Linked DNA regions of Homo sapiens: region 2 is linked to region 1. A link is an interaction called in ENCODE POLR2A ChIA-PET data of the cell type or tissue named here. Cell type or tissue: HepG2. All regions are shown on one strand. Each heading gives the region's core, and the rest is flanking DNA. Links, peaks and the distances in the headings are about the cores only.

Region 1 (9,536 bases), core at 2,416-7,415:
GGCTCACTGCAACCTCCACCTCCTGGGTTCAAGAGATTCTCCGGCCTCAGCCTCCCGAGTAGCTGGGACTACAGGTGTGCACCACCATGCCCAGCTAATTTTTGTATTTTTAGTAGAGACGGGGTTTCACCATTTTGGCCAGGATGGTTTCGATCTCTTGACCTCGTGACGTGCCCACCTTGGCCTCCCAAAGTGCTGGGATTACAAGCGTGAGCCATCATGCCCCGCCTTATTTTTGTATTTTTAGTAGAGACAAGGTTTTGGTATGTTAGCCAGGCTCCTGGCCTCAAGTGATCTGCCCCACCTGGCCTCCCAAAGTGTTAGCATATGGAAGCTTCAGAGTTCAGCATTCCTTCCCCCAGGGTATAGGGCCTCTCTGGGGAGGGTCCAAAGCCTCACAATGAGAAAGGTGGGGAGGATTAAAGTCCTGCCTTGGGGCAGATGAAAGGAGGGAAGGAGAAGGTCAGAGGTCTGTCCTTGAGGCTGAACACTCCCAGCGTTGTATGAAAAGACTGGACTTTGCAGTGTCTCATGCTTGTAACCCTAGCACTGAGGGAGAATCCCTCAGCCCAGCAGTTCGAGACCAGCCTAGGCAAGATAGGGAGATCTCATCTCAAATTTAAAATAAATAAATAAATAAATAAATAAATAAATAAATAAATAAAAGGCCAGTCTCAGTAGCTCACGGCCTGTAATCCCAACGCTTTGAGACAACGAGTCAGGTGGATCACTTGAATCCCGGAATCCCGGAATTCAAGACCAGCCTGGGCAATAAAGTGAGACCCTGTAGCTACAAAAAATACAAACAGTAGCCAGGTGTGGTGGCATGTACCTGTAGTTTCAGCTACTCAGGAGGCTGAGGTGGGAGGATCAATCGCTTGAGCCTGGGAGGCAGAGATTGCAGTGACCCATTCTGCGACTGCACTCCAGCCTGTTGGACAGAGCCAGACTCTGTCTCAAAAAAATTTGAAAAGAGACTATAACAAGGTCTTTAGGAGTTATCAACCAGGATCTGTGCACAAATATATATCCTAACCCCACAGGCAGCAGTCAGTTATCACAGCACAGATGCCTGTTATCTGGAGGACAGGCTGCATTTGCCCACTCTGGCTCCTGCAAGCTGTGTGCAAGCCGGTCCAGGACCACCTGCATCTACTGCCTGCTTTGCAGGCTGGGCTGGGAAATGGGTAGCTGCCAAACTGCTAAGAGCTGAAATTGAGCAAAATTAACTGCACTTTACCATCCAAGCCTTCCCCTGGAAGTTACAAGCCTTCAGTAGACTCCAGAGTTTCAAAATAGTCACATCAGGCAGATTCTGCCAGTGTAATTGTTTAGGCAGGAAGACCATTTCCTGATGTTTCCTTCTCTGCCATCTTGATATTATCTTTTGCAGAGCAGTTTTTATTGATTGATTGATTGATTTGCGGGGGTTATTTTTAATGGAGGCCAGCTTAGCAATTATATTTTTTAGCATAATGTTTTCAAGATTTATCCATATTGCCCTTCATTACTTTTCATAGCTGAATAGTGTTCCAATTGTATCCATATACCACATTTTGTTTAATCATTCATCAGCTGATGGATCATAAGTTGTTTCTACTTTTTGGCTGTTATGAATGCAGCTATGAACATTTGTGTATATATTTTTGTGTGAATTGTGGGCATGTGTTTTCTTGTTTTATTTATTTATTTATTTATTTATTTATTTATTTATTTTTGAGACGGGGTCTCACTCTGCCGCCCAGGCTGGAGTACAGTGGCGTCATCTCAGCTCACTGCAACCTCCACCTCCCGGGTTCAAGTGATTCCCCCTCCTCAGCCTCCCGAGTAGCTGGGCGGGCGCGTGCCACCATGCCCGGCTAATGTTTTTTGTATTTTTTTTTTTGAGAGAGTTTCGCTTTTGCTCCTAGGTTACAGTGCAGTGGCGTGATCTCAGCTCGCTGCAACCTCTACCTTCTGGTTTCAAGTGATTCTCCTGCCTCAGCCTCCTGAGTAGCTGGGATTATAGGCACCCACCACCATGCCCAGATAATTTTTGTATTTTTTAGTAGAGACGGGGTTTCACCGCATTGGCCAGGCTGGTCTCGAACTCCTGACCTCGTGATCTGCCCGCCTCAGCCTCCCAAAGTGCTGGGATTACAGGCGTGAGCCACTGTGCTCGGCCTTGTTTTTTGTATTTTTAGTAGAGACGGGGCTTCACCATGTTAGCCAGGATGGTCTCGATCTCCTGACCTTGTGATCCACCCCTCGGTCTCCCAAAGTGCTGGGATTACAGGCGTGAGCCACTGTGCCTGGCCAGTTTGTTTTTGTCTGTTTGTTTTGAGACAAGGTCTCACTGTTACCGAGGCTGGAGTGCAGTGGTGTGATCATGGCAAGCTACAGCCTCAGCTTCCTTGATTCAGACAATCCTCCCACCTCAGCCTCCTGCTGGTCTGGAACTCCTGGGCTCAAGTGATCTCACCTCAACCTCCCAAAGTGCTAGGATTACAGGAGAGGAGTGAACCACTGTGCCCAGACTTTTTTTTTTTTTTTTTTTTTGAGACACAGTCTCACTCTGTCACCCAGGCTGTAGTGCGGGGACACGGTCACAGCTCACTGCAGCCCTGCCTCCCAGGCTCAAGCATTCCTCCCACCTCAGCCATCTGAGTAGCTGGACTACAGGCACAGCAACCATGCCCAGGGAATTTTTGTGTTTTTTGTAGAGATGGGGGTCTTGCCATGTCACCCAGGCTGGTCTTGAACTCCTGAGCTCAAGATAACCTCCCATCTTGGCCTCCCAAAGTGCTAGGATTACAGGTGTCAGCCACCACAGCTGGCTGGGCATATGTTTTATTATTTATTTATTTATTTATTTATTTATGAGACGGAGTCTCGCTCTGTTAGCCCAGGCTGGAGTGCAGTGGCCCGATCTTGGCTCACTGCAAGCTCCGCCTCCCGGGTTCACGCCATTCTCCTGCCTCAGCCTCCCCAGTAGCTGGGACTACAGGCGCCCGCCATCACGTCCGGCTAATTTTTTTGTATTTTTAGTAGAGACAGGGTTTCACCGTGTTAGCCAGGATGGTTTCGATCTCCTGACCTCATGATCCGCCTGCCTCGGACTCCCAAAGTGCTGGGATTACAGGCATGAGCCACTGCGCCCGGCTGACCCAATATTTCTTATCGTCTGTCTTTTTGCTAATAGCCATCCTAGTGGGTGTGAAGTGGTATCTCATTGTGGTTTTATTTGCATTTCTGTGATGACTAATAATGGTGAATATCTTTTGATGTGTTTATTAGCCATTTGTATATCTTCTTTGGAGAATGTCAATTTGGATCCTCTGCTCTTTTTTTTTTTTCAATTGACTTTATTTTTAGAGCAGTTTTAGGTTCACAGCAAAATTAAGTGGAGGGTACAGAGAGCTCCCGTCCACCCTCCTGTGCTCATTTTGTAATGGTGCAACAGCACAAAAGTCTGGTCATGGATGCTAGCTTCATGCCCATCACAGGTGGCAGTGAGTGCTCCTGCTCCAAACGTCCTCACTCCGGGACACACGCTGATGAAGTTTCTCTTCTATGGCATGGGGAAGAGAAAGAGGAAGTGGCAGGTTCCCCACTGACTATTTAAGCCTTCAGCCAGAGATAACAGGTCACCTCTACTCACATTTTAGTCGCAAAGCAAGTCATTCAGCAATTCCTAACTTTAAGGGGGTGTGAAATTCTCCCGTGATCCTGGAGGAGAGGGTCTGAATATATGTGGCCACCCCTAAAGACTCACGGGAGTTAAATAAGGTTCTTTTGTGCAGGACTTGTCACTGCATTTCCTGGGCCACCTGGCAGGTGGCAGGTGGAGTAGCGCCGACATACTTGACTGGGGAACCCTTCTCTTTTTTTTCTTTCTTTTTTTTTTTGAGATGGAGTATCGCTCTGTCACCTAGGCTGGAGTGCAGTGGCGCGATCTCGGCTCACTGCACCTCTGCCTTCTGGGTTCAAGCGATTCTCCTGCCTCGGCCTCCTGAGTAGCTGGGATTACAGGCGCGCGCCACCATGCCCGGCTAATTTTTTGTATTTTTAGTAGAGATGGGGTTTCACCGTGTTAGCCCAGATGGTCTTCATTGCCTGACCTCATGATCCGCTTGCCTCGGTTTCCCAAAGTGCTGGGATTACCGGCGTGAGCCACCGCGCCCAGCCTGGGGGACCCTTTTCTCCTAGAGCATCTCATGGGACATGTGTTCTCTGGAATCCCATTTGGGAACCACTGTCTTGGCTGGTGGCTACTTCCTAAAGGAGGGGTTGACAAACTTTCTGGAACGGCCCAGTAAGTAAATATTCTAGGTTTTTCAGACCATATGGACCAATTACTCGATTCTGCTGTTGTAGTGCAAGAGCCGCCGTATGTAATATGTAAATGAATGGGTGTGCCTGTGTTCCAATAACGTTTTATTTATAGACACTAAAATGTGAATTTCATACAATTTTTCTGTGTCACAAAATATTATTTTTCTTTTGATTTTTTTCCAACCATTTATAAATGTGAAAAACCATTCTTAGCTCATGGACTGTACAGAAACAAGTGGTGGGCGAGATTTGACCCACAAGCTGTGGGTTGCTCACCTTGTCCTAGAGGACAGAGTCCCAGCACCTTTGCCTGGCATTCAAGCCCCGTCACCTTCCCCAGTTCCATCATCTACCACGTCTCCGCACAGAGCTCAAGCATGGCCATGGCAGATGTTTTTCTAGGATCAAATCACACTCTTTCACTCTCGGGGCCTTTTCCCAGTCTGTTCTCCCTTCTGGAATGTCCTTCCAGCTCTTCTGTCCCCAGCTTTGCTTGGGAACAGTGGGGCCTCCCTTGATCTGGGAGGAATCTGGAGCTTCTGACGCTGGTGGCTCCCTCACTTCCTGGCGCTGCAGAGTCAGCCGCCCCCCGCCCCGCCCCCGTGCTGTGTTCTGGAGCTCTGTAGGTGTGTTTGCTTCCCCAGCCACACCATGAGCTTCTGGAGGGTGGGGACTTTGGCCTCCTGAGTTCTGATCCCCCAGGCCTGCTATCGTTGGAATGTTTCCCCAAAAAAGCACAAGTTGGAAACTGAATTTCCAGTGGAACAGTGTTGGGTCGTGGGGCCTGATGAGAGGTGGTTAGGCCGTGAGGGCTCTGCCCTCATGAAAAAAAATTAGCTGGGCCTGGTGGCGGGTGCCTGTAATCCCAGTTACTCTGGAGGCTGAGGCAGGAGAATGGCTTGAAACCGGGAGGCGGAGGTTGCAGTGAGCCAAGATCGCGCCACTGCACTCCAACCTGGGTAACAAGAGCGAAACTCCATCTCGAAAAAAATGAAAAAATTAAATAAAATAAATTTATTTCTGTTCTTTATTAATTGCCCATCTCAGGTATTCTGTTACAGCAACACACCATTGACTCAGACAGAAAATTGGTATGGAGAACTGGGGCTGCTGCTGTCACAAACACCTGAATATGTGGAAAGGCTTTGGAACTGGGTGATGGGTTAAGCCTGGAAGAATTCGGAGGAGCAGGCTAGAAACCGCCGACATTGCCATAAAGGGAGCATTCGGAGGATTCTGGTGAGGGCTCAGAAGAGAACAGCTACAGGGAGAGTGGAAAACTTCTTAGAGATTGCTTAAGTGATAATGACCAGAATGCTGGCGGGAATGTGGACAGTGGAGTCTTCTGACAGGTCTCAGATGAAAATGAGAAACAAGGTATTAGATATTAGAGGAGGGGTCATCCTTGTTATTACATAAAGTGGCAACAAACTTGGCCATATTTTGTCTATGCCTGATGATTTTATGAAAGGCAGAATTATTTTTCCTTTTTTTTTTTTTTTTTGAGATAGGGTCTCGCTCCATTGCCCAGGCTGGAGTGCAGTGGTGCGATCATGGCTCACTGCATTCTTGACCTCCCTGGTTCAGGTGATCCTCCCACCTCAGCCTCCCGAGTAGCTGGGACTACAGGTACACACCACCATGCCCAGCTAATTTTTGTATCGCTTTAGAGACTGGGTTCTCCCTATGTTGCCCAGGCTGGTCTCAAACGCCTGGGCTCAAACAATCCTCCCACCTAAGCCTCCCAAAGTGCTGGGATTATAAGCATGAGTCACCAGGCCCACCCAGAAGGCAGAATTGAAGAGCCTTGAACTGAAATCTCTAAGCAGCAAAGCACTGAAAGAGACACTTGGCTTCTTTTAACTGTGGACAGCAAAATTAGAGAAAAGAGAAAGGATTTTTTTTTTTTTTTTTTTTTGAGACAGAGTTTCGCTTTTGTTGCCCAGGCTGGAGTGCGATGGCGAGATCTCAGCTCACGGCAACCTCTGCCTCCCGGGTTCAAGCAATTCCCAGCCTCAGCCTCCCGAGTAGCTGGGATTACAGGCGCGTGCCACCACGCCCGGCTAATTTTGTATTTTTAGTAGAGATGGGGTTTCTCCACGTTGGTCAGGCTGGTCTTGAACTCCCGACCTCAGGTGATCCACCTGCCTCGGCCTCCCAAAGTGCTGGGATTACAGGCGTGAGCCACTGCGCCCAGCCCGATTTTTTTTTTTTTTGACAGGGTTTTGTTCTTGTCGCCCACATTGGAGTGCAGTGGCATGATCTTGGCACACTGCAACATCTGCCTCTTGGGTTCAAGCGATTCTCCTGCCTCAGCCTCCTGAGTAGCTGGGATTACAGGCATGTGCCACCACGTCAGGCTAATTTTTTGTATTTTTAGTATAGATGGTGTTTCTCCATGTTGGTCAGGCTGGTCTCGAACTCCCGACCTCAGGTGATCCACCTGCATCGGCCTCCCAAAGTGTTGGGATTACAGGCGTGAGCCACCCTGCCCAGCTGAAAAATGATTTAAAGATGAAATTATAATGAACAGGGAAGCCAAATGGGGAGATTTGGAAAATTTGCAGCCTGGCCATATAAAGCATGAAAGGCATGTTTAGGAGAGCAAATCAAGGCTGTGGCCAAGCCGCCACTTTCGGGTTTTTTTTTTGAGATGGAGTCTCACTCTGTCGCCCAGGCTGGAGTACAGTGGCATATTCTCGGGCCCTGCAACCTCCACCTCTTGGGTTCAAGCAATTCTCCTGCCTCAGCCTCCCGAGTAGCTGGGACTATAGGACCATGCCACCATGCCTGGCTAACTTTTTGTATTTTTAGTAGAGATGGGGTTTCACTATGTTAGCCAGGATGGTCTCCATCTCTTGACCTCGTGATCTGGTTGTCTCGGCCTCCCAGGCTGGCCCGGGTGCCGCTCGACTCACTGCTCTGGAAAGTACAACCTGTAAACCTTAGTGGCAACCATGTGCTGCTAATTCTGCAGGTGCAGATTGCAAGAGCTGCGGGGCCATGGTCTCCTCCACCGAGATTTCAAAGGATGTTACCTACAGCCTGGGGGCCCAGGCAGAGACTTTTTGTTGAGGTGGAGCCACTGCAGAGAACCCCTACCAGGGCAGTGCCTTGTGGAGATGGAGGACAGTGAGGCTGTCCCCAAGACAAGAACTGTAGGCTGGGCCCGGTGGCTCATGCCTGTAATCCCAACACTTTGGGCAGAAGAGGCGGGCCGATGGTGTGAGCTCACGAGTTTGAGACCAGCCTGGGCAGCATGGCAAAAGCTAGTCTCTACAAAAAAAATACAAAAAATTAGCTGGGCATGGTGGCAGGCACCTGTAATCCCAACTACTGAGGAGGCTGAGGTGGGAGAGGATTCCTTGAGCCTGGGAGGCAGAGGCTGCAGTGAGCCGTGATCATGCCATTGCACTCTAGCCTAGGCAACAGGAGTGAAACCCTGCCTAAAAAAAAAAAAAAAAAAAAAAGATTTAATGCTGTCTGCCTACTCGGCTTTGGATTTACTTAGGACCAGTTACTTCTTCTTTCTTTCCTGTTTCTCCCTTTTGGAATGGGAATGTTTAGCCTATGCCTGTATTTTGAAAGTAGATAACTTCTTTGATTTCACATGCTTGTGGCTGGAGAGAATTGACCTCAGGATGAACGGTGCCTGCGTCTCACCCATCTCTGATTTAGGTGAGACTCTGAAGTCTCAACTTTTGAATTGGTGCTGGACCAAGCTATGACTTTGGGGCTATTGGGATGGAATGTATTTTGAATGTGAGAAAGACATGAATTTGGAGCATGAATTCCAGGGATGAAATGCTAGGGTTTGAATACATTCCCCAAAACACATGTGTAGAAACTTGATCCCCAGTGCAGCAGTGTTAGGACATGGGGCCTAATGGGAAGCGTTCAGATCAACAGGCATTGCTCTTGGGAATAGTTTAATGCCATTTTTGAGTGAGTGGGTTTTTTATTGTGGGAGAGGGTTCATGATATAAGGGCGCATTCAGTCCCCTTCTTTCTCTCTCTTTTTCTCTTCTTTGTACCTTTCATGAAGTGCAAAGTCTTACCAGATGCAGGCCCCTCTATTTTGGACTTTCAGCCTCCAGAGCAGTGAGAAATAAATTTCTGTTCTTTGTAAGTTACCCATATCAGGTATTCAGTTACATCAGCATATAACACACTAGTTCCCGTGGGGTGTTGCAAAAGTCACTTCTGGCTGGGTGTGGTGGCTCGTGCCTGTGATAGCATTTTGGGAGGCCAAGGCTGGGAGGATCACTTGAGTCCAAGAGTTTGAGACCATCCTGGGTAACATAGTGAGACAAGATCTTTACTAAAAATCAAAAAATTAGCTGGGAGTGATGATGTGCACCTGTAGTCTCAGCTACTCGGGAAGCTGAGGAGGGAGGATTGCTTGAGCCTGGGAGGTCGAGGTTGCCAGGAGCCATGATCACGCCACTGCACTCCAGCCTGGATGACAAAATGAGACCCCTTCTCAAAAATAAAAATAAAAAATAAAATGAAAAAGTTACTTCCTCTCTCGGGACCTCAGTCTCCACGTCTGTCAGATGGGAGCAATGTCTCCTGCCCTGGATGCCTCCTGAGGTTGTTCTGAGGGTCGAATAAGGCTGGCCCCAAAGGAACCATGACCAGCAGAGAGCTGACCTTGGAGGATAATGGCTGACACCACTGGAATTTCGTTTTGGGGCACTGATCCTGTGCTAGGCACCTTCAGAAGTGACCAAGAGCAGAAAGCCCAGGCCCTGCTGAGAGGGGGATGCAGCGTGGTGACATAAAATCCTGTTGCTGTGTCCCCAGCACCTGGGACAAAATGAGACTTGGGGGTATTGGAGATGACTCGAGGAACCTAGATGAACCTCAGGTGTCTGGGAGCTCCCAGACTGTCAGGAAGAATGACATCAACACCAAACCCTGCCCTGAGTTACCGCATTGTCCTCTAGGGACTGGGCACTGAAGCTTCCTGCAGCAGACAAAATTTGGGTCTGGATCTGAGCCAAAAGCCCCCTCATTTATAAATGGGGAAACATGACTTCACATTGATCCAAAAATAAAAAATAAAAATAAAAAATAAAAACAGGCCGGGCGCAGTGGCTCGTGCCTGTAATCCCAGCACTTTGGGAGGCTGAGGCGGGTGGATCACCTGAGGTTGGGAGTTTGAGACCAGCCTAACCAACACGGAGAAACCCTGTCTCTACTAAAAATACAAAATCAGC
Region 2 (5,000 bases), core at 1-5,000, 110 kb after region 1:
CTTTCTTACAGAGCACTAAAAATCTGCCTCCCTGTAATTTGTAAAAGCTTTGTTTTCCTGAACTTTGCTAAATAAGTTTGCTTCCATATGTGTCCTTTAAATGTTCAGTCATCGTATCTCCTTTACTGTCTGAGTCCAAGCTAGTTGCTTCAGGTGCCTTTTCAGATGGTTTTTTTGGGGATCTCTTTTCATCTCCTGTTGTCCTTCTAAGTGTGTTCCAGTTGGCCACAATGTCCATCTTAAATTGTACTCAGAACTGAATATGAAGAATACTGAGCATTTTTTGAACCTTTATGCCAGCACAGTACTAAAATGTTTTTCATACTCCTGTATCATTCAGTGTTCACAGTAACCCAGGAGGAAGATTTTTTCTCTGTTTTACAGATGGCATCCCATAGTTCAAAGAGTCAGAGGGTTGTAAAAGTAGCACAGATAGTGAGTGGCGGAACCCCAAGTAGTTCACTCCTGGGTCATAATCTCACTTATTTCTCAGGCTGTGTTCATTTAGCCTGTTAGCCACTATCTTTCTGTTATTACAGTTTAAAGTTGTATTAGTCACTTTTCCTATTGTATTGCTTATTGGAGTCTTTGGAGTCAGAATTTAATTTTAATGTTATCTTATTTTTCATAGACCTAGAAGAAAAGGGCAGAATATGTAAAGTTAATTGATTTTTAAACAGTGGTGTTGCCTATAAAATAAATTTACAGTTTTATTGTAAGCCCTGATTACAATCGTTTTAAGTTTAAAGTTGGTTAAAACTTTAAACTTTAAAAAAACTAACCTGTCCACTGAGGCTCCCAGTGGACAGCGAGCTCGGCTTGTGGCTGAGACACACTTGAGCCAGGCCAGAGGCATAGGAGGACCAAATTTGACAGATATCAATACACGATTCTTACTGAGGCCTTTGAAACGGACCCTTGTCCTGGAATTACTGTCAGAAAAGAACCGGCCAGAAAAACAGACTCCCGAGCCACGAGTCCAGGTTTGGTTTCAGAATTGGAGAGGTGGAGCACGGAAAAGAAGCCAGAGCAGCGCCAGCGTGGAGGCCACCTGGGCGCAGGTCCCCCCGATCCCAGACCCTGGTCAGCCTGGGGTGCTGACCCCTACTGTTCCACCAGCGGGGCTTCCCCGGGGGTCCCAAGCAATGTGGGCAACTTCTCTTGGGAATCGGAGGATGCTTTGGGCCAAGCTCTCCTCTGGGGGCGCGCTGATGTTCCGTGCGCGAATGTGGCCCCCGCTGACCTGGAGATGGCAGCCAGTGCGCTCGGCCACGCTTAGGGAGATGTCCCTTGATCTCCGCCCTCGGGCCCAGTGCTGCTTCCGGGTCCCTCTTGCCACCAGCCCTTCCCACAGCTGGAAGCTGGCAGTGCTGGGCCTCAAGTTCATCCCGGGGCACCCGGCCTGCTCCCCATACACCAGTCCCTAGCTCTGCGGGGGCTGGGGCTGCACCCTCCTGCTGTGGAGCAGCAGCCGAGGTGGGGCTGGCAGCTGGGGGAGGCGCCTGGGTGCGCCGTGACCTGGGAGCAGCCCTCTCCGCCCCAGCCCCCGCAGCTCTGACCGTATCCCGCCTCTCTGCCTCTTTCCTGGCCATAGTCACAGCCACAGCCATCGCAGGACCCGGCTGAGCGCTAGGAACAGGTTCCTTGTCTTCCTCCAGAATCCAACTCGCACGGGAGGCCCCAGCACCCCTGCCCCCAACCCGCTGCGGAGTCTGAACCTCAAGCGGCTGCATAGCAAACCCGTGGAAATGACCTGTCAGTGTCAGGCAGTGGAAGACAGATGAACTAAGCAAGGGCTCATCGGTAGTGTTCACGTTATGAAAATTGAAGAGAAATATCAAGATTTATTTACTTTGTCACGGAAGGGCTTCCAGACATACCTTTCAGGGAAATCGAGTTGTTAGGGTGGAAGGGCCTTGGGGTGCATGAGACCTAGGGGTTTTCCTTAGATGGCATAAAAAAGGATTGACTTTATAGAATACATCTGTCTTTCCATTTATTAACCGAGTAAACACGGAGCACTGAGAGTGAACAAAGTCCACTAGCGAGAAGGCAGGATGAGGACGGCTTTGTAGAAATGCATTATTTTCTATCAGGAAAGAGCAATGATTTCTACTCTGGGAAAAAAACAAAACAAACACTTACCTAAAAGTAATATTTACATATTGTTGAAAGTTCATAGATAAAAGTATAAAGAATAAAAAAAATTCACCTATTATTCCATCACCCAGAGGTGATAATCGTTAAACATTTTGGGGTATTTCTTCCAATTTTTTTTGTATGTATTTATATAAGTGAGATGATAGATTATCTGTGTGTGTGTATGTGTGTATTGTCTTCCTGAGCATCGGACCTAAGCAGTTTCCACGTTGTTAAAACTGCTTATAAAGGTTTTAAATAACTAGGTGTAATACTTTATTACATGGATATGTCAGTATGTTTAACAATTACTCTATTGAAAATTTAGGTGTCTCAGTTTTGGAAGAATATGGAAGTCTTGGTTGTCCAGCATTTATTCTGACATTAAGTAGAAATAAGTGATTTAGGACATATTTCTAGCAGATACTAAAAAACTGTGTATAGGATGTCTGGAGATCCCTGGCTTTTCTTGTGTGTGTGTGTGTGTTTTTTTTTTCCTCTTCTTTTCAAAGTGGCTGTTCAGAGTTCTGCCTCTTAGGGTTACTGAAAGCTTATAAAGTTATGTTGTAATTATAAAAATAAATGCTATTTTAGAAAATTCAAATAGTACATAATGCATAATATATAATTGTTTTCCACAAAATGTGAACTGTTATCAGTCTGCTCATAAGTACATCTGGGACTTTGTTTCATCTCAGTATATCTACAGTTATCTAATTTTTTTTTACTGTAACTAGTATGGATGTATCATAATTTAGCCTTTTTTTAAACAAAATTACCTGTATTACCTATTGATGAATATTTATAATCTTAGTTCTTTTTTTAAACTCTGTTTTTTAAAAAACCTGATCCGTAGAATGACTCTAGTTTAACATTAATGAATTGTACATTTCTTTTTTTTTTTTTTGAGACAGAGGTTTATTCTTATTGCCCAGGCTGGAGTGCAGTTGTGCGATCTTGGCTCACTGCAACCTCCACCTCCTGGGCTCAAGAGAGTCTCCTGCCTCAGCTTCCCAAGTAGCTGGGACTACACACGCAGGCCCCTGCACCTGGCCTTGAATTGTACATTTCAGAATAGCTAGAAGAGGGCTGAGTGCGGTGTCTCACCCCTGTAATCCCAACAGTTTGAGAGGCTGAGGCGAGCTGATCACTTGAGCTCAAGAGTTTGAGACCAGTCTGGGCAACATGGTGAAACCCCATGTCTCTCAAAAAGTCCAAAAGTTAGCTGGGTGCGTGGCATGTGCCTGTAGTCCCAGCACTTGGAGGCAGAGATGAGGATGCTTGAGCTCAGGAGTTCAAGACCAGCCTGGGCAACATAGATCTCCCCTCTATTAAAAAAAAACGGGGAGGCGGGGGCTAGAAGAGAATAATTTTGAATGTTCCTAATATAGAGAAAATGTAAATATTTAGGATTATGGATATCCCAGTTACCCTGATTTGATTATATGAATGTATCAAATTATCACATGTACCCTGGAAATATGTACATCTGATATGTATCAGTAAAATAAAATACATACATTTTAAGAGAGGATCTTGGCTCTGTTGTCCATGCTGGAGCTCAGTGGCACAGTCATAGCTCACTGCAGCCTTGAACTCCTGGGCTCAAGCTGTCATTTTAAAAAAAGCAATAGTGAAGATTTTTGCCCCTTAATACATTTCTTATTTTCTTGTTTAAAATAGATTTTATATTTTAGAGACATTTTAGCTTCACAGCTAAATTGAGCAGAAGGTACAGAGTGCCCATTTATCTTCTGCCCCCACACACCCACACCCTCCCCCAGTGTGAACATCCTGCGCTGGAGTCCACCAAAGGGATACGTTTGTTACAATCAAGCAGCCTACAGTGACACATTCTTATCACCCGAAATTCATAGTTTACATTAAGCTTCACTCTTGTGTTGTATGTTCTGTGGATTCCGACAAATGTATAATGACCTGTCCACCAATGTAGTTATCATCGTTTCACTGGTTTAAGAAACCTCTGTGCTCCACCTGTTCATCTCCCTCTCTGCCTCCTAAACCCTGGCAACTGTTGATCGTTTTACTGTTTCTGTAGAATGCCTTCCAGCTGGAATCATATAGTATGTAGCCTTTTCAAATTGGCTTCTTTCACTTAGCAATATGCATTTAAGGTTCCACTGTCTCTTTTCATGGCTGGATAGTTCATTTCTTTTTAGTGCTGAATAATATACCGTTGTCTAGCTATGCCACAGTTTATCTGGTGTATTGTCATGCTAGGAACCCCTCTCCCACCCCCACATTACAAACAGACTGATGTCTTCTGTCGTCTTCTCCTTTTTTACATCGTTGTTTCAACTGAAATTATTGGATTATATTTTTTCCTTCACTTACATTAAACTCATACATACTTTGTGCCTGGACTTCATTCTTTTCAGTGTACCTGGCTCTATATTTATTCTTTTAGGTGAATCTTAGATTTGTGGTAACAAGTTCTGTCCAAAAGTATCTCAATTCAGATTATACGGAATTCGTGTTTATCTACTGAGTTTTCATTTACGTTTTATATTGAACAGCTTTTTGTCTGGGAATGTACCAGGAGTGAAAGGTTCAGGAATCTCATACTGTAATGGAGAGACAGAAAAAATGAACATGTGAGCAAATAATTTATGTGTAGTTTTCCTAGGCAACTCTTCCTTTTTAGAGGTAGAAACACTGGGGTCTACAGAAGTAAAGTCAAGTGTTTAAGGTCCCATAGCCAGTTATTACAGTAGCCAAGTTTTAGCTAGATCTCTTGTCTCCAGACAATATTTACCACACCTGTCTGCCTTTGTAGGCTGCTTCATTTAATAAACTGTAATTCAACGCTTAAAACATTAATACTATACTAGTTTTTTTGG

What was found. Peaks named below come from ENCODE experiments on the same cell type or tissue, not always from the same donor. Only the 100,000 strongest peaks of a DNase experiment are listed, where the experiment ranks them.
Region 2: POLR2A ChIA-PET joins it to region 1 with 5 read pairs; 4 of 35 experiments call an interaction of 5 or more read pairs at or near these places.

What each region holds. Positions count from the first base shown.
Region 1 is chr14:102,570,150-102,579,685 of GRCh38, forward strand. No RefSeq gene overlaps it. Among named protein-coding and RNA genes, the nearest start is that of RCOR1, 18 kb to the right of the region's middle. RefSeq lists enhancers at 1-406, 2,903-3,789, 3,790-4,677, 9,412-9,536. In HepG2, for the core only: no CTCF peak of the experiment used is centred there; a DNase peak (open chromatin) is centred at 4,892; H3K4me3 peaks cover 833 bases.
Region 2 is chr14:102,682,454-102,687,453 of GRCh38, forward strand. The region is part of intron 3 of RCOR1 (REST corepressor 1); the gene reads left to right. Among named protein-coding and RNA genes, the nearest start is that of RCOR1, 92 kb to the left of the region's middle. In HepG2, for the core only: a CTCF peak has its summit at 1,213 (motif pointing right); DNase peaks (open chromatin) are centred at 1,288, 1,728 and 2,028; H3K4me3 peaks cover 1,994 bases.